Regions from separate parts of the Homo sapiens genome. Here region 1 is linked to region 2. A link is an interaction called in ENCODE POLR2A ChIA-PET data of the cell type or tissue named here. Cell type or tissue: HepG2. All regions are shown on one strand. Links, peaks and the distances in the headings refer to the core of each region. The heading gives the core; the rest is flanking DNA.

Region 1 (11,560 bases), core at 2,833-7,832, 140 kb before region 2:
AGTATGCACCAGCACCCTTCCACCCACCACTCAATTCTCCTTGTACTTTGGTTTTGCTTTGCCTGGCTCAATTCAGGGCTTTGCAATATAATGTCTAGAGGTTTAGTATTGTCACTGTAGAATCAAATGAGCCTGGAGGTTATTTGGTTTTAATTATCATTCACTGAAACAATCAATGTAGAGGATTTAGTCATTCAAATGGTTACCGGAGGGACATTTAGGTAATTGCAACTGTTGAATGTTCTCTCTTCTGCTAATTGTTTTTATTGAATGAGATTTATATCTAGGTATTAAAGAGAAGTTGTAGCTGTGAGTATCACAGGCCAACATTTTGGAAGGAAGTGGTGGGAAGGAGATCTGGGCCCTAAGCTTGGCCCTGCTTTTCATTTTTTTTTTTTTCATTTTTATTTTTTTGATACGAAGTCTCACTCTGTCGCTGGAGTGCAGTGGTGCGATCTTGACTCACTGCAACCTCTGCCTCCCGGGTTCAAGTGATTCTCCTGCCTCAGCCTCCCGAGTAGCTGGAATTACAGGTGCCCACCGGCATACCTGGCTAATTTTTTTTTTTTTTTTTTAATTTTTAGTAGAGATGGGGTTTTATCATGTTGGCCAGGCTGGTCTCAAACTCCCAACTTCAAGTGATCCGCTCGCCTCGGCCTCCCAAAGTGCTGAAATTACAGGCGTGAGCCACCGCACCCGGCCTTCACTCTTTTATAAATGCCTCACTTCTAGGTTTTCAAAATGTCATGTAAGTATACAGTCTAGTGTCTGTCATCACAAACATGTACATTTGGTCATGTCACTGTGCTTAGTTGCCATAACAGACACTTTTAAGATTATATAAAATAATATGCACTGCCCTAAATGGAATTTTCTGAGTGTAGTATTTTGATTGGGTTTTCAATTTCTTATGTAAGCACCTAAGGTTACCATTCTATTTAGTGCTCTTCAGGATGAAAAATATTTTGTCTTCCCACCTAGTTTCAGTGAATGAGGCCTGCAAATTTAACTGACTAAAGACAGATTAACAGGAAAAAAATGTATGATTTTTATTGATATTAATACTTTTAAATGCATGGAAGCTTCACAGAGATGATGTGAAAACTCAAAGACGTGCTCAGAACTTGAATTTTTTTTTTTGAGATAGTGTTTCACTCTGTCGCTCAGGCTGGAGCGCAGTGGCATAATCTCTGACTGCCAGGTTCAAGTGATTCTCCTGTCTCCATCTCCTGAGTAGATGGGACTACAGGCATGTGCCACCATGCCCCACTAATTTTTGAAATCCACCCGCCTCAGCCTCCCAAAGTGCTGGGATTACAGGTGTGAGCCACTGCACCTGGCCAGAACCTGGAGTTTGTATACCCTTCTTAAAAAAAGAAGATGGGTTTGGGCTTCAAGGGAAAATATTGTGGGAATTGACTAGGAAATATATGAAGGAAACTAATGGGAGATAAGGGTTATTTTAGTAGGGCTTGTTTATGAGGAGTCATCTTGGTGTGACATCTCTGGTAATGAGTCATTCTCAGTTTCCTGGCATAGAGGAGTACCTTCCTCAAAGGAAAATTTATGTCCTGTTTTTAGGCAGATAAAGGGAGGGCAGAGACCTTTTCCTCCATCAGTTGCCTTCAGCTCAAAATAATCCTTATGCCAAAGTGGCATATTTTGGGATGGCATATCCTGATCTCTTTCAGTAGCATCTCCCCATTTTTAGAAAGAAAGAAATGGAAGTATAGTAAGATTAGAGGATTTGGCTCTATTCACATGGCAAATTAGTGGCTTAGCTGGAACCAGAATCCCAATCTTCTGATCATGAGTCTTATAATTACTTTTATTATCTGAAGGTCAGGACCCAGCAGATGCTTTGGTTGGCAACAGAAGCATCAGGGTACACAGACTTTAGTAACCAATTCCTCCTAGACAAATGAGTGTTTACATTTTCAGTCTCAATGAAGGTTAAATTTTAGCATCTAACTACGTTGAAGAAGCGTTTGTACATGTTCTCCTTTTTCTTTATTAAGGAAATGTACACACACACAAAACCTTTACAATCCCATGATTCTGAAATAATGCAATTCCCACTGAAATAGTTATTTTGAGTTATCTTTGAAAGGAATTTTTTACTGGCTCAGTTATTTGTTCTCAGATAATTAGACCTCTTTCTCTACTTTTCAAGTGATTTAGTATCTTTTTTTCTGGATATGAAAGTTCTAAGTCCTCTGTTTATTAAAATTTCCAACATTACAGATATATACAACATGGTTATTAACAATATACTGTGTCTATCACACTCAGAGATAATCACTGCCAATTACTTAGTGTATTTCTCTCTAGGTTTTTTTCTATGTACATACTAAAAATATTTTTTTCACACAAAAATGGGATCATGTTATTCATACTGTTTTTTAAAACTTGAAGTAAAATCTATACAACATAAAATTTATCATTTTAGCCATTTTAAACTGTACAATTCAGTGTCTTTTAGTATAGCCACAATGTTATGCAACCAATTACCACTATTTAATTCCAGAATATTTTTGTCACCCCATAAACACCACCATACCCTATTCATACAGCTTGGCATCTTACTTTCTTACTTAATGCAACCTTCTACGTGAAGATATGTCACATTCTATTTCATAGCTCTATAGCATTTCATTATAAGCACCATAGTTATTTAAACAACTTCAATTAATGGACAGTTGCGTTATTCTGGGTTTTTTTTTTTTCTTTTTTTTTTTAGAGATGGGGTTTGTCCATGTCACCCATGTCACCCAGGCTGGTCTTGACTCAAGGAATCCACCTGCCTCGTCCTCCCAAAGTGCTGGGATTACAGGTATGAGCCACTGTGCTTGGCCTATTCCAGGTTTTTAAAATATTATAAACAGGCCAGGCGCAGTGGCTCACACCTGTAATCCCAGCACTTTGGGAGGCTGAGGCGAGCGGATCACCTGAGGTCAGGAGTTCAAGTCCAGCCTGCCAACATGGTGAAACCCTGTCTCTACTAAAAATACAAAATATTAGCCAGGTGTGGTAGTGGGCGTCTGTAATCTCAGTTACTTGGGAGGTTGAGGCAGGAGAATTGCTTGAACTCGGGAGGCGGAGGTTGCAGCGAGCTGAAACCACGCTACTGCACTCCAGCCTGGGTGACAGAGTGAGACTGTCTCAAAAATAATTAAATAAATAAATAAACAATCTATACTAAATGTCGAACATTTGCACGCTTTTGTGAGATAAATTATTAGAAATAAAAATGTTGAGTCAAAGGGCATGAACATTAAAAATGCAATAAAAATTGTTGTGTTTCTCTCCAAAAAAGTTGTACTAATTAACAATCCCAGCGAGGGTATTTCCCCATTCGTGTTTTCCAATCCTCTTGTCAACCCTGAATATTATACATTTAAAAATTTTTTCCAATCTGATAGGCAGAAATAATTGCATTATTGTTTTAGTTTTTGATTAATTATAAGGGAGGTTGAGCATCTCTTAACATTTCTAGCAATCTGTATTGTGTGTGACTTGCCTGTTCATGCTCTTTGCCCATAGTTCTACTGAGTTGTTTTCTTTTTCTTATTGATTTTTAGTTAGTTAATAAGAAATGTTTGTTTTGGAAGACTTTTTTGGTTTTCATTTTAAATCAACTTTATTCTTCCCTGCGCAGAAACAAATTTTCTTTGAGTCATCTGTGTTAAAAACTTCCAGGCCATTTAGTTAATGAACCTTTTCCTGCTGAAGAGGGCTTGGCCTGTGATGGTCAAAAGGATACTAACACCCTATTTCCCTTTCTTTTAGAGCTACCATCTCCTTTTCTCTCACATTAATTGCTTTGTGTTTTCCCTGCTTGATGTGTTTGACCTTAGGTTTTTCAAGTAGTCCTTCCTTCCTTCCTTATTAATACCCAGCTGGTTTTTTTTTTTTTTTTTTCTTTTTTTTTTTTTTTGAGATGGAGTCTCACTCTGTCACCCACTCTGGAGTGCAGTGGCATGATCTCGGCTCACTGCAACCTCCACCTCCTGGGTTCAAGCGATTCTCCAGCCTCAGCCTCCTGAGTAGCTGGGACTACAGGTGTGCACCACCGCGTCTGGCTAATTTTTGTATTTTTAGTAGAGACAGGGTTTCACTGCGTTGGCCAGGCTGATCTCAAACTCCTGACCTCAGGTGATCCACCCGCCTCAGCCTCCCAAAGTGCTGGGATTACAGGCCTGAGCCACTGTGCCTGGCCCTATCCAGCTGTATTATGTCAGAAGAAAATGAATTCCTTTGGAATTTGGAAACGTTGTATAAGGAAACCCCATTGCATTAGTACTCCTTTCAAGATTTGTCCAATTTTTGTCTCAACCAGAGTATTCTCTGATTTAAAGTTTGTTTTTTGGGCTGGGCACGGTGGCTCATGCCTATAATCCCAGCACTTTGGGAGGCCGAGGCGGGCGGATCACGAGGTCAGGAGATCGAGACCATCCTGGCTAATAAGGTGAAACCCTGTCTCTACTAAATATACAAAAAAAAAAAAATTAGCCAGGTATGTGGCGGGCGCCTGTAGTTCCAGCTACTCGGGAGGCTGAGGCAGAAGAATGGCGTGAACCTGGGAGGTGGAGCTTGCAGTGAGCCAAGATCGCGCCACTGCACTCCAGCCTGGGCAACAGAGACAGACTCCGTCTCAAAAAGAAAAAAAAAAAGGTTTGTTTTTTGGCCAGGTACAATGGCTTACGCCTGTAATCCCAGCACTTTGGGAGGCCGAGGTGGGCGGATCACCTGAGGTCAGGAGTTCGAGACCAGCCTAGCTGACATGGCAAAATCCTGTCTCTACCAAAAACACAACAATTAGCCAGGCGTGCTGGTGCGTACCTGTAGTCCCAGCTGCTCTGGAGGCTGAGGCATGCGAATCACTTGAACTCGGGAGGCAGAGGTTGCAGTGAGCCAAGATCACACTGCTGCTCTCCAGCCTGGGTGACAGAGTGAGACCCTATCTCAAAAAAAAAAGTTTATTCTTTGGAGTCCACCTGCTCTAAATGTTTTTTGGACTCAGAGTGAAGCCCTCACCTCAAAGCCAATGACAGCCATTAATTCTTTGTCAGTGTCAGAATGCTTGCCTAAATTCCAGGTTAGTTGGTCGTATGTAATTTTCCTGAGCTGCCTATAGTGGGAGCCCTTTTCTGCTTTTTTTTTTTTTTTTTTTTTTTGAGACAGGATCTTGCTCTGTCACTGAGGCTGAGGTGCAGTGGAGCTATCTTAGTTCAATTACAGGCGTGAACCACTGCGCCCAGCCTCTACTTCTTTTTATAAATTATTTATTTATTTGTTTGTTTATTTAATTTAGTAGAGACAGGGTCTTGCTATGTTGCCCAGGCTGGTTTCGAACTCCTGGCCTCAAGGGATTCTCCTGCCTCAGCCTCCCAAAGTGCCGGGACTATAGGCATGAGCCACCAGGCCTGGCCCCTCCTCCCTTTCCTCATTCAAACGACTATCCTGGGTTTCTGTGTGCTATCAGGTAGTGCTTTGCCCCAGAAGCAGCAGCAATGACCTCTGGGGCTAGATTGAGTTATTAATGAAGCCCCGTGGGATCCTTTGCAAAAGAAGAGTTGTTATAAATGGGAGGTGTGTCCTATATGGGTCTCAGGGGAGCTGAAAACAAACCAAGGATAAAAAAATGATGCCACAGCTGCTACCACCTGTGAGTAATGTGAGGGTGAAATGTTGACAACACACAGATTCCCCAGAGGAAGCTTGGGGTTGACAGAGTCACAATACTGCCATGCTTTTTTTCATGGTCTTAGCATTGATTTTCAAATTACACATTCACTTAAAGCCTAACCTGACCACTCGGGTGTGGGACTGGGTGGCTATGCAAGGCCCACAGCAGCTTTATTTTCTCCACTACCAAGCATCAGTGTGGGAACAAATCAGGCATTCTAGGTCCTTTTCAGCTACCAAGTGGCCAATGAACTTCATTCAGAGATGAGGCAAGCCAGCAGGATTTTCCTTTCCATGCATTTGACAATGTATAGAATGAAGTTTTGTTTTGTTTTCAAGAGAAAGAGCACAATATTACTCGGCACCTTTCTGTACTAGCTTCCACTTCCAAAGGGAGAGACCAAGTACTCCCTTAGTTGGTTCTTTCATATGGCTAGTTATGCCACTGGTACCTTCAGAAACATTAGCGCCCACCTCTATGGCTTCCTGAATGTTGCTAAGGTCTTTAACTGGCATGATCAATTTCTCGGGGGTCTTACATTTTGTTATATAACTAACTTTTCCTCAATTATATACATTACACATATTGCTGGTAGAAAAATCTGGAAAAGTATAAAAGAATGAAAAGCAACTGCATTCTTCTTATCAAAGAAAACCACTATTATTATCTTGATATATATATCCTTCCATGTTGTATATACATATATAGTTGATTCTCATTATCTTGGTAGTCAAGCTTTATAAAGGCATTGGGAACAATGAATTAGCAAATAGCCGTTGTTCCTAGGGGAAGTATAGAGTTAGGTTCCTGTGAACCTCTGGTCATAACATTTTCATCAACTGATCAATACATAACCTTGATTATTTGTGTATTTATGTTTAAATACACTAATCTATATTGTTGATTCATTAACATTGAACTCAAGGCTAACAGCACTATCACTCATTCCTGAATGAAACTTATCTTAACACAGGTATTTTCTCTGTAAAGCACATCACAGACTCTTTAACTGAGAAACACTTGACAGTACTTCAGCATTATGCTTGGGGGTATTTTATTTATTTATGTTTTGAGGCAGGGTCTCACTGTCGCCCACGCTGGAGTGCAGTGGCATGGTCACAGCTCACTGCAGCCTCAACCTCCTGGCTCAAGAGATTCTCCCACTTCAGCCTCCCATGTAGCTACTACAGGGATGCACTACCATACCTGGCTAATTTTTTTTTTTTTTTTTTTTTTTAGTAGAGATGAGGTCTCACTATGTTGCCCAGGCTGGTCTTAAACTCCTGAGCTCAAGCAATCCTCTGGCCTTGGCCTCCCAAAATATTGTGATTATAGGTGTGAACCACTGTGCCTGGCTGGCTTTTATTTTTTTGGGACAGAGTCTCACTCTGTTGCCCAGGCTGGAGTGCAGTGGTGTGATCTTGGCTCACTGAAAACTTGACCTCCTAGGTTCAAGTGATTCTCATGCCTCAGCCTCCTGGGAAGCTGCGATTACAAGCATTCACCCCACACCTAGCTAATTTTTGTATCTTTAGTAGAGATGGGTTTCACTATGTTGGCCAGGCTGGTCTTGACCTCCTGGCCTCAGGTGATCCACCTGCTTCGGCCTCCCAAAGTGCTGCGGTTACAGGCATGAGCCACTGTGCCTGGCCCTGGCCAGCATTTTAAACAGTGACATAATCAACAAAAAACACAAAACTGTGAAATACATGGCACTAAATAAACCATGAAAAGGAGTATTTATTTATGCTATAAGAGCTGAAACAAGAAGGCAGAGTATCGCCTTGTTTGGCCTCAGCTGGGAATGTGCACATCAGGTGACGCAAAATTTTTGGCACTCTGCGCAAGTCTGCAAATGACCACAAAAGTGCTGAAAGTATTGATTTTGGGGTCAAATAAGTTTTAGTGATTAGATGAATTTACAAATGCAGAATCTGTGAATAATGAAGATCAACTACACTGTAACATACTTTTTCACTTACCAATATATGATTTTTCTTTTTCTTTTTCTTTTTTTTTGAGACAGAATCTTGCCCTGTTGCCCAGGCTGGAGTGCAGTGGCACAATCTTGGCTCACTGCATCCTCCACCCTGCAAGGTTCAAGTGATTCTGTGTCTCAGCCTCCCAAGTAGCCGGGATTACAGGTGTCTGCCACTACACCCAGCTAATTTTTGTATTTTTAGTAGAGACAGGGTTTCACCATGTTGGCCAGGCTGGTCCTGAACTCCTGACCTTAAGTGATTCACCCACCTCAGCCTCCCAATGTGCTGGTATTACAGGTGTGGGCCACCGTGCCCAGCCCCACTATATGAATTTTAATGGCTATATATTAGTCCAAGATATGAATGTGCTATGATTTATTTAACCATTTTCCTAATCTTGACATTCCATTTGTTTTCAACTTTTTACCCTTTTACTGTCATCCTTGAATATAGATCTTGTTCATATCTGTTATTTATTTGGATATATTCCTACAAGATAAATTTGGTTCCAGTCATTTTTTTTTTCTTTTTTTTTTTTTCTTTTTTTTTTTCTGGAGACAGGGTCTCACTCTGTAACCCGGGCTGGAACGCAGTGGCATGATCACAGCTTACTGCAACCTCTGCCTCCCAGGCTCAAGTGATCCTCCCACCTCAGCCTCCTGAGTAGCTGGGATTACAGGTGCGCATTACCATGTCTGGCTGATTTTGGTATCTTTAGTAGAGACAGGGTTTTGCCACGTTGGCCAGGCTGGTCTCAACTCCTGGGCTCAAGCAGTCCTTCTGCCTCGGCCTCCCAAAGTGCTGGGGTTACAGGAGTAAGCCATTGCACCCAGCCCAGTCTTTAAATACAGAGTGTTATATAGTTATGTTTTGCATAATCTATATGTAGTCCATATTTTTATGTGCAAAGGGTTAACTCAGCAGGTGTAGGTATACAAATCCTGCACATTCCAGACATCTTCAGGACTGGCCTCTGACCAACTCCTGGGAGATAACCTCTAAACCCTTGGAATATCCTGCCTGACAAGAATGTCTGTTTGTGTTTTTCTTTTTTGAGACAGGGTCTTGCTCTGTTGCCCAGGCTGGAGTGCAGTGGTGCCATCACGGCTCACTGCAGCCTCGACCTCCCAAGCTCAATCAATCCTCCTGCCTCAGCCTCCCAAGTAGCTGGAACTACAGGTGTGTACCACCATGCCTAATTTTTGTATTTTTTGTAGAGCTGGGGTTTCACTAGGTTGCACAGGCTGGACTTGACTCCTGGGCTCGAGAGACCTGCCCACCTGAACCTCCCAAAGTGCTGGGATTACGGGCATGAACCACTGCGCCTGGCCAAGAATGTCTTTGTATAGTGATCATAGGCCATGTCAGATAAGTTACACTTGTGTGATTTATGGTGAACACCTGTTCTTGTTTACCTAGGGCCCAGGACCATACTGTATCAGTTAGGCATCTGAGGACCTGGAGACTGAGTAGCTAAGGTCAGTCACATAGGTGCTCTGTGTAATATACTGCCCTTTCCTCCCAAAAAAACCTTGGACATCTAGGCTCAGATGAGTCTCCCTGGTTAACAATACTTTGTACATATTGTCACATTGTAGCTGGGAGAATTCAGAGATCTGCTGGGAGAGTACAACTCAAAGCTTGCACTTGGTTTCTCCTGGACTCTGCTTCATGCACCTTTCTCCTTTGGTGATTTTAATCTCTATTTTTTTCTGTAATAAGCCCTAATCATTAGTATAACAGCTTTTCTGAGTTCTGCGGGTCATTATAATGAAGGATTGAAGCTAAATGTGGTTTTGGGGACCACCCCCCAAAGCAGTCTATTATATATTTATATACACATGTAGGATTATGTGCACCAAAACATATATAATGTATTTTATGGGAGATTTAAGAGGTTTTCAAGGGTAATTGGCTGTATTATACTTGATTTTTGCCTTACATTCTATTTTTAGAAACCAATCCTTATCAGCTGCAATTCCACTATTAAACATCTTTTTGAATGCTTATTGGCCATTTGAATTTCTTCCTCTGTGAATTGTCTATTCACGTTCTTTTTCTTGGCTGAGCCATTTTTGAATTTAGAAAAGAGTAAGCATATTCACATATACACAAAGGAAATCAAATTTTATTTCCCTGTTGGTACATACAGCTTGGGGTTTTCTATATGATTAGCAATTTGCTTTGTCTAAGTAATCCCTAAAATTGTTCACTCCCTCAGGAACACCAGCATTCTCCAATATCTAATTTTCTTATGTCTAGCCTCTATTTTTAAGTCATGTCATCTCTTAAGCCTTCTTTTTTTCGGGGCAAAACTTTCACTCACTGAATTTAGTTGATTTTCTTTTCTAATGTCTTTATACATTTTCCCTACATTGCCACCTTTCAAAATCAGACTTTCAGAATCTTCACATTTGATTAGTATAATAGTCTTCCTATGAATCCAGTAACTTCTACCCTTAAATCCATCCTGCAGATGCCAGATTAACCTTTGTAAAGCATTGATTTATTGTACCACTTTCTTGCTCAAAATATTCCAAGATTCTCTTTAGTTTCCCTTATTATATATGGGAACCTTTGGGGCCAGACTTGGAGATCTGGATGTTTTGAGCTTTGCCCACTTGATTTTCTCATGCAATCCACTCCCAAGAGAAAGATACTGTCTTAGTCCATTTTCTGTTGCTATAACTGAATACCTAAGACTGAGAAATTTATAAAGAAAATAAATGTATTTAGCTCAAGGTTCTGGAGGTTGGCAAGTCCAAGAACATGGTGTCAGCATCTGGTGAGGCTTTCTTGCTGCATTATAACATGGTGGAGGGCAACACATGGTGAGAGGGCAAGAGTGTGCCAGCTCCAATTTCTCTTCCTCTTCGTATAAAGCCACCAGTTCCATCATGGTGGCCCCACCCTGGTGACCTTATTTAATCCTAATTATTTCCCAAAGGCCCTACCTCCAAATACCATCAACATATGAATTTGAGGATTAAGTTTCCAACACATAAAATTTGGAGGACACATTCAAACTATAGCAGATGCTGAAATAGGACAGAGGTCCATTTCTGTGTGGTTAGTCCAAATGTGCTGAGCCAGGAAGAAGATAAATTGTGAACTAGGGGGTTGAAGTGGTAGTAGACATTAAAGCTTGGCTAAGGTGGTTCTAAAGTAATTGTTATTTACTGGTAAAATCAAGCTTGAAGAAGGAAAAGAGTGTGATCCATAACAATAGAATTGTATGTAATGGATGCCAGGCCCTGATTACAGTATGCTTTTATGTTTGGCCTTTGCTTCTAGAGGCTTCACTCCTGTTCTGAACTCTTAGTCTGCATTGTGAATTGGAGGTGGACTCCGGGTTTCTCCAAGTTCTTTCAAGGGAATTAGTGTTAGGAAGGCAATTAGGAATATGTGTAAGGCAGGCTGCAGATCTCTCAGGTATTACCCTCAGAGATTGACCCATTCTTGTGTATATTTTGCTTGGGTACACATGTATAGGACCCTGCAATGGGTGGACTGCTGTGGAGTATGTAGGGTTACTGGAAGACCTAGTAGACCAAGTATGCTCTCATAGCACCCAATCCAGTCTGGAGTCTAGACTTTAATGGCTAGGACATAAAAAATAATGTTGCTTCTACAGGAGACCTTAATGACCCACAGAACCATATCAGTAAAGTCACTGGAGAAGGAATATGATGAAAGCTGTAGGGGAGTAAAACTTTTCCTTAACCCTCCTAGGGTTCTTGGCTGGGCCTGAAAACTATGTTGACAGGACAGATTAACATGAGAAGAGCAAACACATTTATTTAATATAAGTTTTACATGACATAGGAGCCTTCATAAGGAAAGGAAGACCCAAAGAATGGTTAGCTTGAGGTTAAGCCAGTTCAGGTTA
Region 2 (11,560 bases), core at 3,843-8,842:
CAAATATAACTGCTCCAACACTGGGGAGGAACTGAACCATCTATACATCAATAAACAGGGAATCAGGCTGGGTGCAGTGGCTCACACCTGTAATCTCAGCACTTTAGGAGGCTGACCAAGGTGGGACAATCATTTGAGCCCAGGAGTTTGAGACAATCCCGGGAAACATAATGATACTCCATTTCTACAAAAAATAATAATTAAAAAAACCCTAGAAAATAAAAGGCTTTAACAATATATAAGAAATATTTACCTTTGTGAGTAGACATACGTTAGAGTAGAAACCATTACATTAAAAAAAGGATACAAGTTTTGATACAATGGAATCAGAGATTTCAGAGCACGGCTTGCATTTATAGCTGTTGCTCTAACCATAATGGGTAGAACCTTTCCATTCACAATAGCACCATCAAAAAGGGGACCAAAGAAGGGAACCTGATTGAGAAATCAGAACATAATTTTACATTCAAATTACAGACAGATTGTAAATAAGAGCAATCAAGACACTTTGCATCCAAAAGTATTTCTGCTGCTTCTTTAGTTCTTCCTTCAGTAAAAATACTATTTGAATTCAATTCTTTTCTGTGATGGGTCACTCATACTAGGACAATAAAAATGTCAAAGGTTTATAGGGTGTCTATTCAAAAGAACTATGTGCTTCATGTAACTGAGTAAATAATTTACACACTTAGCCAATTTCCAAATTTTACTAGTTTCAATTGTATACAAAAAGCCAACACTAGAAGTAAATTTCCTTTTCTCCATTGAGTGAACAAAAGAAAAATATATACTTATAGGCAAGAAGTTAGTTTTTCATTATTTTTGTGACACTAGCTTTACTACAGAACCTAAAACCCTTATTACACAGTTTATTAGAAAAAATATCTATGTTTTGATAATTAAATGTTATTTTTTTGAGGTGACTCACTCATGGTTTCAAAACTTAGAAATTCTGTTTGAATAAGGTTGGCATAAATGGCAGCTGAAGGCAAGGAGGTAAGCTCTGGATAAGATGGTAAATATTTTAGATTTTGTGGTCACATGTTCTCTCTGTTGTATATTCTTCAATTTTTTTTTTTTTTAATTCTTTAAGGCTGGGCGTGGTGGCTCATGCCTGTAATCCCAGCACTTTGGGAGGCCAGATCACCTGAAGTCAAGAGTTCGAGACCAGCCTGACCAAGATGGTGAAAACCTGTCTCTACTAAAAATAGAAAAATCAGCTGGGCATGGCGGCAGGCACCTGTAGTACCAGCTACTCGGGAGGCTGAGACAGGGAATTGCTTGAACCCGGGAGGCGGAGGTTGCAGTGAGCCGAGATTGCGCCACCGCACTCCAGCCTGGGTGACAGAGCGAGAGCCAGACTCCGTCTCAAAAAAACCAAAAACCAAAACAAAACCACCACCACCACCACCACCACCAACAAAATGTCTTTTTAAAAATGTAAAAAAACCCAAAACCAAAACCGAAATATTCTTAGCTTGTGGGTTGTATGAAACCAGGCTATGGGCCACAGTCTGCTGGCCTCTGGTTTAGGTGAACCCTGAAGAAACCTAAATTCACACATAAGAAATTCATACATGAGAAACTTAATCTAATTCAAGGAATTCTGAAGATTCTTAATCAATTGTCAAATGTAGGTTTTCTAGAAACTGAAGAATTCAGTTTAAAAAAGGGAAGGAACACACCAAAAATACTACCAAACTTTTATTATCCTGGAAGAAAATATTTCTGCAATAGTGTGTTTGAATTCTATGGTGTATATATAAGACATCCAACTATAGGATAGGTGACTGAACCATTTGGCTTATTTTTTTTCAATTTGTAGAATCCTCATTTATTGACATGACTAATAATCATGCAATCTTAATAAGATATATCAACTAAAAATATAGGAATCATATAGTCCTATTATAAAGTAAATGATTACTTCTTACTGTGATTTTTAGGAAATTGTAATTGTTCTCTTAATAAAAGGTAAGTCCTTTTTGAGCTTGGTACACAGGAACTTTCACTCTGGCACTACCTAGCCAAATCCTCCATTTAAACACAGTTTCTTGCTATTTATTCTGTTTTAGCTCCTTCTGAACCAGGCTTAGGCAATCCATGTAGCTACCAGGGTCTATGTAACATTTACCCTCAGTTTCACAACTTGATGCCTACTCCAAATTTTATTCTGTAACATGGAAAGAAACCCATGAACCCCTATAGAACCAAAATCTATTACTAAAATGGAAGATAAGGAGTTCTTACCTCTGGTTTTTTCATTATCTGAATACTGAACATGTGATTTTTCATTGGATATATTACAATAAGGACATCACCAAATTCTGTGGGAATAATTCCTCTCCTGTAGTCTCTAGTATGCTCTGACCAAACAATGTGCACTTCATCATTTCCCAAATGTCTCAACTGGAAAGACAAGAAAACAATTTATACTGCTTTAAAAGCTCTTTGAGTACAGTCATACAGTCACATACAACATAAAAAGGGGAAAAACGAAATTAAAAAATTGTTAAATTGCACTTGATCAGTTTTACATATGAAACACAAACACTCAAAAACATCAGGAGACACTGCAGAAGACCAGACAATTTCAATTGTCAATAATCAATGGGTAACAGAGAACTTAGATTTAAAAAGATTCACATATAGCCCAAATACTCTCCTTAACCAGCAACTGCACCAATTCTCCACTAACAGATCTTTTAAAAGATTGTTTTAAAAAAAGAAGTAAGTAACTCATAAATTGGATAATCCCCAGTTGAGTAAGAGAAAGTTGATTATGTTTCGTTTAACGAATTTATTTCCAGGTTTTCTTTGCCCATGAAACTCAAAAATTCTTCCAAATAGATGTCTTGAGAATTGTTAGACCCTCAAGACGTTATTTAAATGTTTGTGGGGTTTGCTTACAAAGGTGTTTCTGGCAATCAGAGAGAGTTAACATTATGATAATTAAAACTGTAAAAACACAAAACATTCAGAAGTTGGATTTCTAATAAGGTGTTAAAAAAATGAACTTAATGCCCTTTAGTCTTAAGTTTTCTTCATAGAGACTGCTATAATGCATTTTATTATAAAATTTCATTATACTAGTACGTTTATTGATTCTGCCACTGTGAGCATTTGAGTTGACTTTTAGTGCAGATCTTACATGGGATTTCCATTAGTTTCAGATAACTAGACACACGGCAGGTGGAAAGGTTTAGAAGAGTAAACCTGGGATAACTGTCATCAATATTTACGCTATCAGCTAACATACGGGCAATTTCTATCTCAGAAATATGTCATTTATTTTGGCTTAAGGATGAACATAGGGTAGGAAAAAGAACTTAATATCTGATTTAAACAAAGAAAGGAGTTAAGTCCAATTAGTGAAAGCCTCTCTTCTGTCACTCCTTAATCCTGGAGTAACTCCTTATATGCATACACAAGTTGAATAATATAAATGTGTGGGACTTGGGCTTTGTGACATTTTTAAAAAGCAAAAAAGATTACACAACTCAGAAAAGCCATGGCTTCATAATTTCATTTTTTAATCAAAATACTTTAAAAATATCCTTCCTATACAGCCATCCCCATGTGTCAGCTTCCCTAATAGGTTTATGTTAACTGAATACAAAAGAAATGTGAAATAAATTTAACCAGGAGGGATGATCCAATCTAATTTTGATACATTAATGTCATATGCTGTACATGTTACAATAGCAGCCAGATCTAATACTAAGCTCCAGGCTATACTGAGATTTCCAAATGGCAGATTGTTCTAAGTGATATCAAGTATAATTGAAGTAATAAACGATAGTAAAAGCTGAGCACACTGTCAGGAAGAATTTAGGTATTTACTTTTTAAAATTAAATGAGTTAGGTAAGGAAAGACAAGACAACTGAAATAATGCAGGTCTCAATTTACAGAAAATTCCTTTTATTTATCTGCTACATTAACCCTTGAACTCTTGCCAAAACTATCTATAATTTCTAGTGCCCACTTATCTAAAGAAACGAGAAAAAAGGGCAAGTATACTTTTATTTTATAACTGAAGCTTGTTCAAATATCTTCTGTATAGTATTAAAAGTCTGTTAAATAAGTTTAATGGAAAAGAACAACATATTTTTGCCAAGCTGTTGTAATGAAGATTTCTGGCACAGAACCATGTACATAACAAAGTCATTCTAAACATGTTCAAACATTTTAAGCGAAAAGCTTCATGAAATCCCTTATCATTTACATTCAAATGCTAAATAAGTAATTATTTTAGGCTGTCATAATGAGATATGACATTATGATATATCTTCTTCAAGATATGTTTTTATATCTTTAAAATCTCTTACATAGTAATTAGACACAAATTGAGAAATTGCTAATCATTGCTATGTGTCTTGGGAATTTTTGAAAGACTACTGAAAAAATCAATTTTTAATGGTTAAGCATTAATAGAAATTTCAGGCATATGTATGTTTGACAAACTTTATATATTATTTAATATTGATTTTATTTATTCCTTATCTCTATGGACTTACAAGATTGTGTCCTATGGAGCAGGGTGTGGTGGCTCACACTTGCAATCCGAGCACTCTGGGAGGCTAAGGCGGGCGAATCACCTGAGGTCAGGAGTTTTGAGACTAGCCTGGCCAACATGGTGAAACCCCATCTCTACTAAAAATACAAAAATTAGACAGGTGTGGTGGCATACACCTGTAATCCCAGCTACTCAGGAGGCTGAGGAGGGAGGATTCCTTGAACCTGGGAGGCAGAAGTTGCAGAGACCTGAGATCATGCCACTGCACTCCAGCCTGTGCGACACAGTGAGACTCCATCTCAAAGAAAAAAAAAAAAAGATTGTATAACCAGTAGGTTTTGCTATACTCTAAAACCACCAAAGAAGTTCCTATCTACATGTTTATTGACCCAGATGCTAATTCATTTCTGAAATAGAGTAGAAGACTTCTGTACATGGGATAGGTCTGTTAAAACGATTGGCAACCAAACTACTCTTCTAAATTTCTTTCAACTGCTACTGAAGTCATTTTGGAACTCAAGGTATATAACATAGGCTACAGATGACTATTATTACTTGAAGAAGACAAAGCAGCTAAATGAAATTTAACATGTGTACAAGTGAAGTCCTCAAATACACTAGAATGTTAATACTGGAAGAGACCTTAAAGTTCTAATTTCCCACCTGATACAGGAGCTTGTGCCACCATATGCCTGATAAGTAGACATCCTGCCTCGGCTTGAATACTTCTAAGGTTGGGGATTTTATGAATTCACAAATCAACCCATTTCTTATTTATTTATTTTGAGATGGAGTTTTGCTCTTGTTGCCCAGGCTGGAGTGCAATGGTGCAACCTTGGCTCACTGCAACCTCCGCCTCCCAGGTTCAAGCGATTATCTTGCCTCAGCTTCCCAAGTAGCTGGGATTACAGGCTCCCACCCCCACGCCCAGCTAATTTTTTATTTTTAGTAGAGATGGGGTTTCACCATGTTGGCCAGGCTGGTCTCGAACTCCTGACCTCAGGTGATCCACCTGCCTCAGCCTCCCAAAGTGCTGGGATTACAGGCGTGAGCCACCGTGCCTGGCCCCCATTTCATTTTTAAAGAGCTACAATCATTAGAACATCTTAATACTAAGCTAAAAACTGCCTTCTGGATGCTAGCTCTTCCAAAATGAGCCTTACCAAATAAATCCAATCTGTATTCTATATATTTTCTGTTATCTGAAGATCAGTCTAATATATATCTTACCTTTCCTTTTCCAGGTTAAAAGTGTTCTTCTTAGCTCCTCTTACAGTTTACAAACATATTCATTATCTTGGGTTATTGTCTCAGTTTACTAATATTTCTATTAAACTTGTGTATGGAATAGAATTACAGTATCAACACATGCTCTGGATAATACAGCAAACCCACAGTGGGGCTGTTTCTTCCTTCAGTCTGTTCAATAAATTACTTTCTGCATTTTAAAAATGATGGCTCAAATGGAACTTGTAGTCAGTTCAAGTTGCTAAGTCTTTTTCTTACAAAGTTCTTTTAAGCAGGTACAATTGACTGCTAGAACTAAAGAAGGGATTTCATAATTTTCCCTTGCCAGGTTCAGATTATCTTTAAGCTTATGAAGGTCTATTGTTAGCCTGACTATGCTATTCATGTGCTGGCTCTCTGCCAGATTTGGGCTATCCTTAAGTTCAAATTCCAGTGTCTTCATTTACATTTTGGACAAAAATGTCAAATGGGACAGGCTTGGTTAAGAGCCTTACAGCAAGTCATTACAGACTTTCCTCCTGGTTAAAAAAATCCACAAAACCCTATATTTATTAAAGGTATTTATTAAGTGCTTACTGCTTACTGTTTGTGACAATTCATTAAATTTCCACAACAACACTATGAAGTAGTAATAATTATTATTATCCCTATTTTTACAGGAGAGGAATTGAAGCTTAAAAGGATGAAGTAACTCGCCTAAGGTCATACAAATAGTAAGTGGCAGAGCCAGGATTCAAACCAAGGCAGGCTGGTTCTAGAACCTATACTGTAACCACCTCCCTATATTGTTTCTTGTTAAATAATTAATTTATGTGCTATGAATATGATTATACAATCACTCATGAATATACTTATCAAACTCTTATTAAGACCACATTTCTTCAACTTGTCCACAACAAGCAACTTAGTTAAATGCTTTATTGCAGTCTATGGTTTTCCCTAATCTAGTAATCCTATTAAAACAAATTAAGTTATTTTGATGTGATTTGTTATGGTGAACTCATGGTGGCTCCTAGTGATCACTACACTTCATTATCTAAGTGCTCACAAACCATCTGTTTAATAATCCTATTTTGCCAGGCACTGACATGAAGCTCACGAATGTTGGTTAATTTCTATAGTCTATGGCCTGCTCCATGTTCTTCTGTGAAAATCAGATGTTCACCCATTGCTACAGACTGAATGTTTGCATCCCATCCACCCCCCAAATTCATATTGTGAAATCCTAACCCCCCAGTGTGTTGGTATCGGAAGGTAGGGAACTCTGGGAGGTGATTATGTTATGCGGGCTCCTTTATAAGGGATTAATGTCCTTATAAAAGAGACCCCAGAGAGCTTACTTGACTCTTCTGCTATTATATATAAGGTTACAATGAGAAGATGGTCATCTGTGAACAAGGGAGTGGTCCCTCATCAGACAATGAATCTGTCAGCATCTTGATCTTAGATTTCTCAGCCCCCAGAACTGTGAGAAATAAATTTCTGTGGTTTATAAGCCATTCAGTCTATGGTATTTTTGTTATATCAGCCTGAATGGACTAAGACATTCATCTTATGGCAATGCACTCATTCTCCATGATTACCAACAGGAATTCCAGAGTCAATTCTAGATTTCCTCAGTGCCATATAATATCACTTATCTGGGGCTGGAGACTAGAATTCTTATAAAGTAACTGTATTATGTCTCTCACTAAATCAATTTATCTTCCTGACTTCTCCATTTCTGTTAAAAGTACCTAACAACTAATTATAATCACTCAGGATTAAAACCTGATTGTCTTTTAGTCTTTTTTGATTACTCTGTTTTCCTTACTACATTGCTAATGAGCTCTTCATTTTTTTAAAAAAGTATATTCCTTTTCTGTACTTTCCTTCCTATTCCTCTACTGCTGTCCTAGATCACATGCTACTCATCCTACATACCACACATACTAATTCATGAGGTCTTAAAAGTCTTTTTTCTCTTCCTTCCCTCCTCCATATCCACCTTCTTTCATTCATAACCAAATATTGAGAGCTGACCAAATGCTAGCTTTTGCAGATGCAACAATGAGTAAAAACAGACATGGTCTCTGCTAGCAAAGCTTTGTGTACAGTGGAGGAGACAGAGTAAAATAACCATACAATAAATAAATAAATAATTTAAAAATACAAATGATGCTCTAAATATACTTTTCTCAATACAAATAACAAAGGACATGGATCTATAATAGCTCTTGAACTAAAAGCTGAAGAACACACAGAAGTTAATTAGGTTACGCAATTACTTCAGGAGATAGGGGTATACGTGTAGAAACTGTAACTTAGTATTCTTACTGCCCCAAGTTCCCATTCTTTCCCCCATCTTTCAGGCACTCACACTTAGTAAAAAACACTCTATGATATAACCCTCAATCATGTGAGAAAACATGCTTTAATATACCTTCTAATAGTCACACATATTTTCCTACATTCACTTGCTGTTTAGATTATTCATTTTTAGCAATCAGGAAAAGTTTCTTGAAAACAACAGGCACAGCATCCAATACTATGCCTTAGCAGAGTGGGCATTCAATAAATACTGGTGACTATTAAAAAGATAATATAACAATACTTATCTTGCATTTTTTTCCTATCATTACCCAGTACATAGCATAAAAATAGAATTATCTGCAGTTATGGCATTTATTTAAATATGTCACTTTGATAAAGACAAAGGTGTCTATAGATAGTTCTTTTGATTTGTGGCTATGGTAGCTGTGGTAATTCACTGAAAAAACATTTGTTAAATGCCAACAGGCCTGGTACTAGGTGCTGGAGATACAGCAGTAAGCAAAAGAGACAAAGTCCTTGTTCTCATGACCTTGATATTCTAGTGGGAGGAGTCAGATAAACATATACAAAAATAAACAAGGTAAACTTACATGCTGATAAATCTATAAAGAAAATAATATAGGGTAATGTGATAAAGTTCCTGAGTAGAAAGGGGCTTATTTAGCTAGGATGGTCTAAAAAGGTCTTTCTGAGAAACTGTCATGTGAGTTTAAGAACAGAAGAATTAGAATGAGGAAGCCTGATAATGTGGAGAAAAAACATTTCAAACTGAGAGAGTAGTAAGTGTACACAGCCCTTAAGATGTGAATGAGTTTGACATGTTGGAAGGTCAGAATGTCAGTCAGTGAGGCCAGATTATGGTAAATGAAAAGGAAAAAGACAGGAGATGAGATCTAGAGGTAGGCAGGCTGGTGGGGCCAAATCACGTAGTGCCATAGTGAGGAATTAGAATTTTATTCCCGGCCGGGCACAGTGGCTCACGCCTGTGATCCCAGCACTTTGGGAGGCTGAGGCGGGCAGATCATGAGGTCAAGAGATCGAGACCATCCTGGCAAACATGGTGAAACCTTGTCTCTACTAAAAGGTGGTGCACGCCTGTAGTCCCAGCTACTCGGGAGGCTGAGTCAGGAGAATCGCTTGAACCCAGGAGGTGGAGGTTGCAGTGAAAAGAGATCGCGCCATTGCACTCCAGTGTGGCAACATAGTGAGACTCCGTCTCAAAAAAAAAAAAAAAAGAATTTTATTCCCTATACAATGAGAGGCCTCTGCTATCTCACCCACATAACATTTACTGTGGTAAGATAAACTTGCATTGAACCATTTATATTTTCTGTTTTCTCAATCCTCTATTCTTGTCATCAGGAGTATATATGTAAAAACTGGAGTTATGGGCAGAGTTTCTTCTATAAGATTGTTATATTTAGGACTCAAACAATGAGTATAATTTCACAGCACTTATTAACTATAATCCTAACTTCACTTTTACTAAAATAATGAAAAAATTTAAAAATTATTCCTTAAATTTATTTTTTAACAAATTCATTTTTCAGACTATATTTAGCATATAGTTCTTTGGAAAGTATCTTATATTTCTGTATAAAATAAAGAAAAACAGATTTAAAATAAAAAATCAGACCAAGCAGCACTACAAGGTTCATTTATTTGCACAACTATTGTGAGTAAATTTCAAGACAGAAAATGAAACACTTTCCATTACACTAATAGTATTTCAGAGGAAATGGACTTAAATAAAGTGCTTCTTTCCCCCTATTTTGGGGGGTCCAGGAAATGAAACATAGACTAGAGAGTTCAACTAAGTATGTTACAATTATCTCAACTTGATCTTCATCAAACTTCTAAAAGGATGATTCAGCTACCTATGAAGCAGAGTATCAGCAAGTGGCTAGAACAAGGAGACAGAGGAAATGAGAGAGGCTCCTATGAACACTTTATACCAATGCTTGCAGCACTTTTGATTTTTAGGGGTGAATACACTCAGTTAAGTGGAAATTATTTTTAACCATTTTCCATCAATCTTCCTCAGGAAGAGATAATTTATAGAACAGATTGCTTGGACTGGGGTTATATCAGGATTTTTATATGGTGGTGCAACATTTCTAAGAGAAACTTAGCTAAACTGAATGTTTGGCTAATTTGCTCAAGAAGTATAGTCTATGTTGTAAATATTCTGCTGCTACTGTCTTGAGCCTTGAAAAAGCTTCTCTTCACAAGAAATATAAATGCTACATTTAAATAGGTCCAAGGATATTTACTTCTCATTCTGAGAAAATAAAATGTTTGAAAATAATTTACAAATCACATATTTTAAATAAAAAATCAGAACTAAAATTAGTTTCTATAAAATGGATATAAATGATTTTACCCTACCAAGTTTAAAGCAAAGGACCAGAGTCATAAATAATTCTAGCTTGCCAGAGGCATGGCTATTTCTTTATACTGACTGTCGACTATCTAATTTAATTAGAGGTATTAAACTCCTTGCTGAGGTCAACAAGCCTTACTTCCTCCAATATTACACTTCAACCCGTGCTCATTAATGTGTCTACTGAATGGATTAACACACCTAAAGATATATGTACAAAGGATAGGGGGGACAACCTAATGATATCCAATTGTTCATTTATAATAGGACACATGTTCTAGCCTCAACTTATTACCACTAATGTGGAATTTATTAAATTCAGGAGAAAAAATACCAATACAGAAAGTGATTTTTTATCAGGGACAACTGGTATAAGACAACTGGCTTCTACGATTAAGTTTAAACATTTAACCTATCAAAAATAAAGTGATACTAAAATAAAACTAAAATATAAGCCTGCTACTTAGAAAAATCTTATATACTAGAACTCTGAGGAAAAGATTAAGGCAACAGTCATTAGGTATAGGGAAACGGGAAACATCAGTATATAGAGAAATCAATGTTTATAAGGTTTTAAAAAATTTCTACGAAAAGAAAGTTTAAGCTAATTACACTGAATTATGAGATCAAATAAAAATTCCCTTTCTGTTGGACTTAAAAGCTGCTATTGTTTCTTGGAGAATCGCAGTATCAGGACGTATATGACCACATTGTTCATACATATAGAGCTGAAACATTGCTTTAATTTAGTTTGACGCTGACAAAGTAAATTTTACTTAAATTGATTTAAATTACTACTAGAGAAAATAAGACATTTCTCCAAAGAGTATATACAAATAGGCAATAAGCACATGAAAAGATGCTCAATATCATTAGAAGGGAAATACAAGTCAAAAGCACAACGAAATATCATTTCACACCTACTACTATGGCTATAATTATTTTTTTAAAACAGAAAATAACAAGTGTTGGCAAAGATGTGGAAAAATTGCAACCCTTAAGCATTCCTGGTGGAAATATAAAATGATGCAGCTGCTGTAGAAAACATCCTGACAATTTCTCAGAAAGCTACATATACAATTACCATATGATCCCAGCA

Evidence for each region. ChIA-PET counts read pairs that join two places held together with the same protein. Peaks named below come from ENCODE experiments on the same cell type or tissue, not always from the same donor. Only the 100,000 strongest peaks of a DNase experiment are listed, where the experiment ranks them.
Region 1: POLR2A ChIA-PET joins it to region 2 with 8 read pairs; 1 of 35 experiments calls an interaction of 5 or more read pairs at or near these places.

What each region holds. Positions count from the first base shown.
Region 1 is chr14:35,433,859-35,445,418 of GRCh38, forward strand. It overlaps LOC124903301 (a long non-coding RNA gene), which reads right to left. Exons shown (of 2, transcript XR_007064115.1): 2 at 11,444-11,560. Among named protein-coding and RNA genes, the nearest start is that of NFKBIA, 35 kb to the left of the region's middle. In HepG2, for the core only: a CTCF peak has its summit at 5,119; a DNase peak (open chromatin) is centred at 5,123.
Region 2 is chr14:35,570,310-35,581,869 of GRCh38, forward strand. RALGAPA1 (Ral GTPase activating protein catalytic subunit alpha 1) reads right to left here. Exons shown (of 42, transcript NM_001346249.2): 38 at 2,251-2,409; 39 at 308-435. Among named protein-coding and RNA genes, the nearest start is that of INSM2, 42 kb to the left of the region's middle. In HepG2, for the core only: no CTCF peak of the experiment used is centred there; a DNase peak (open chromatin) is centred at 6,162.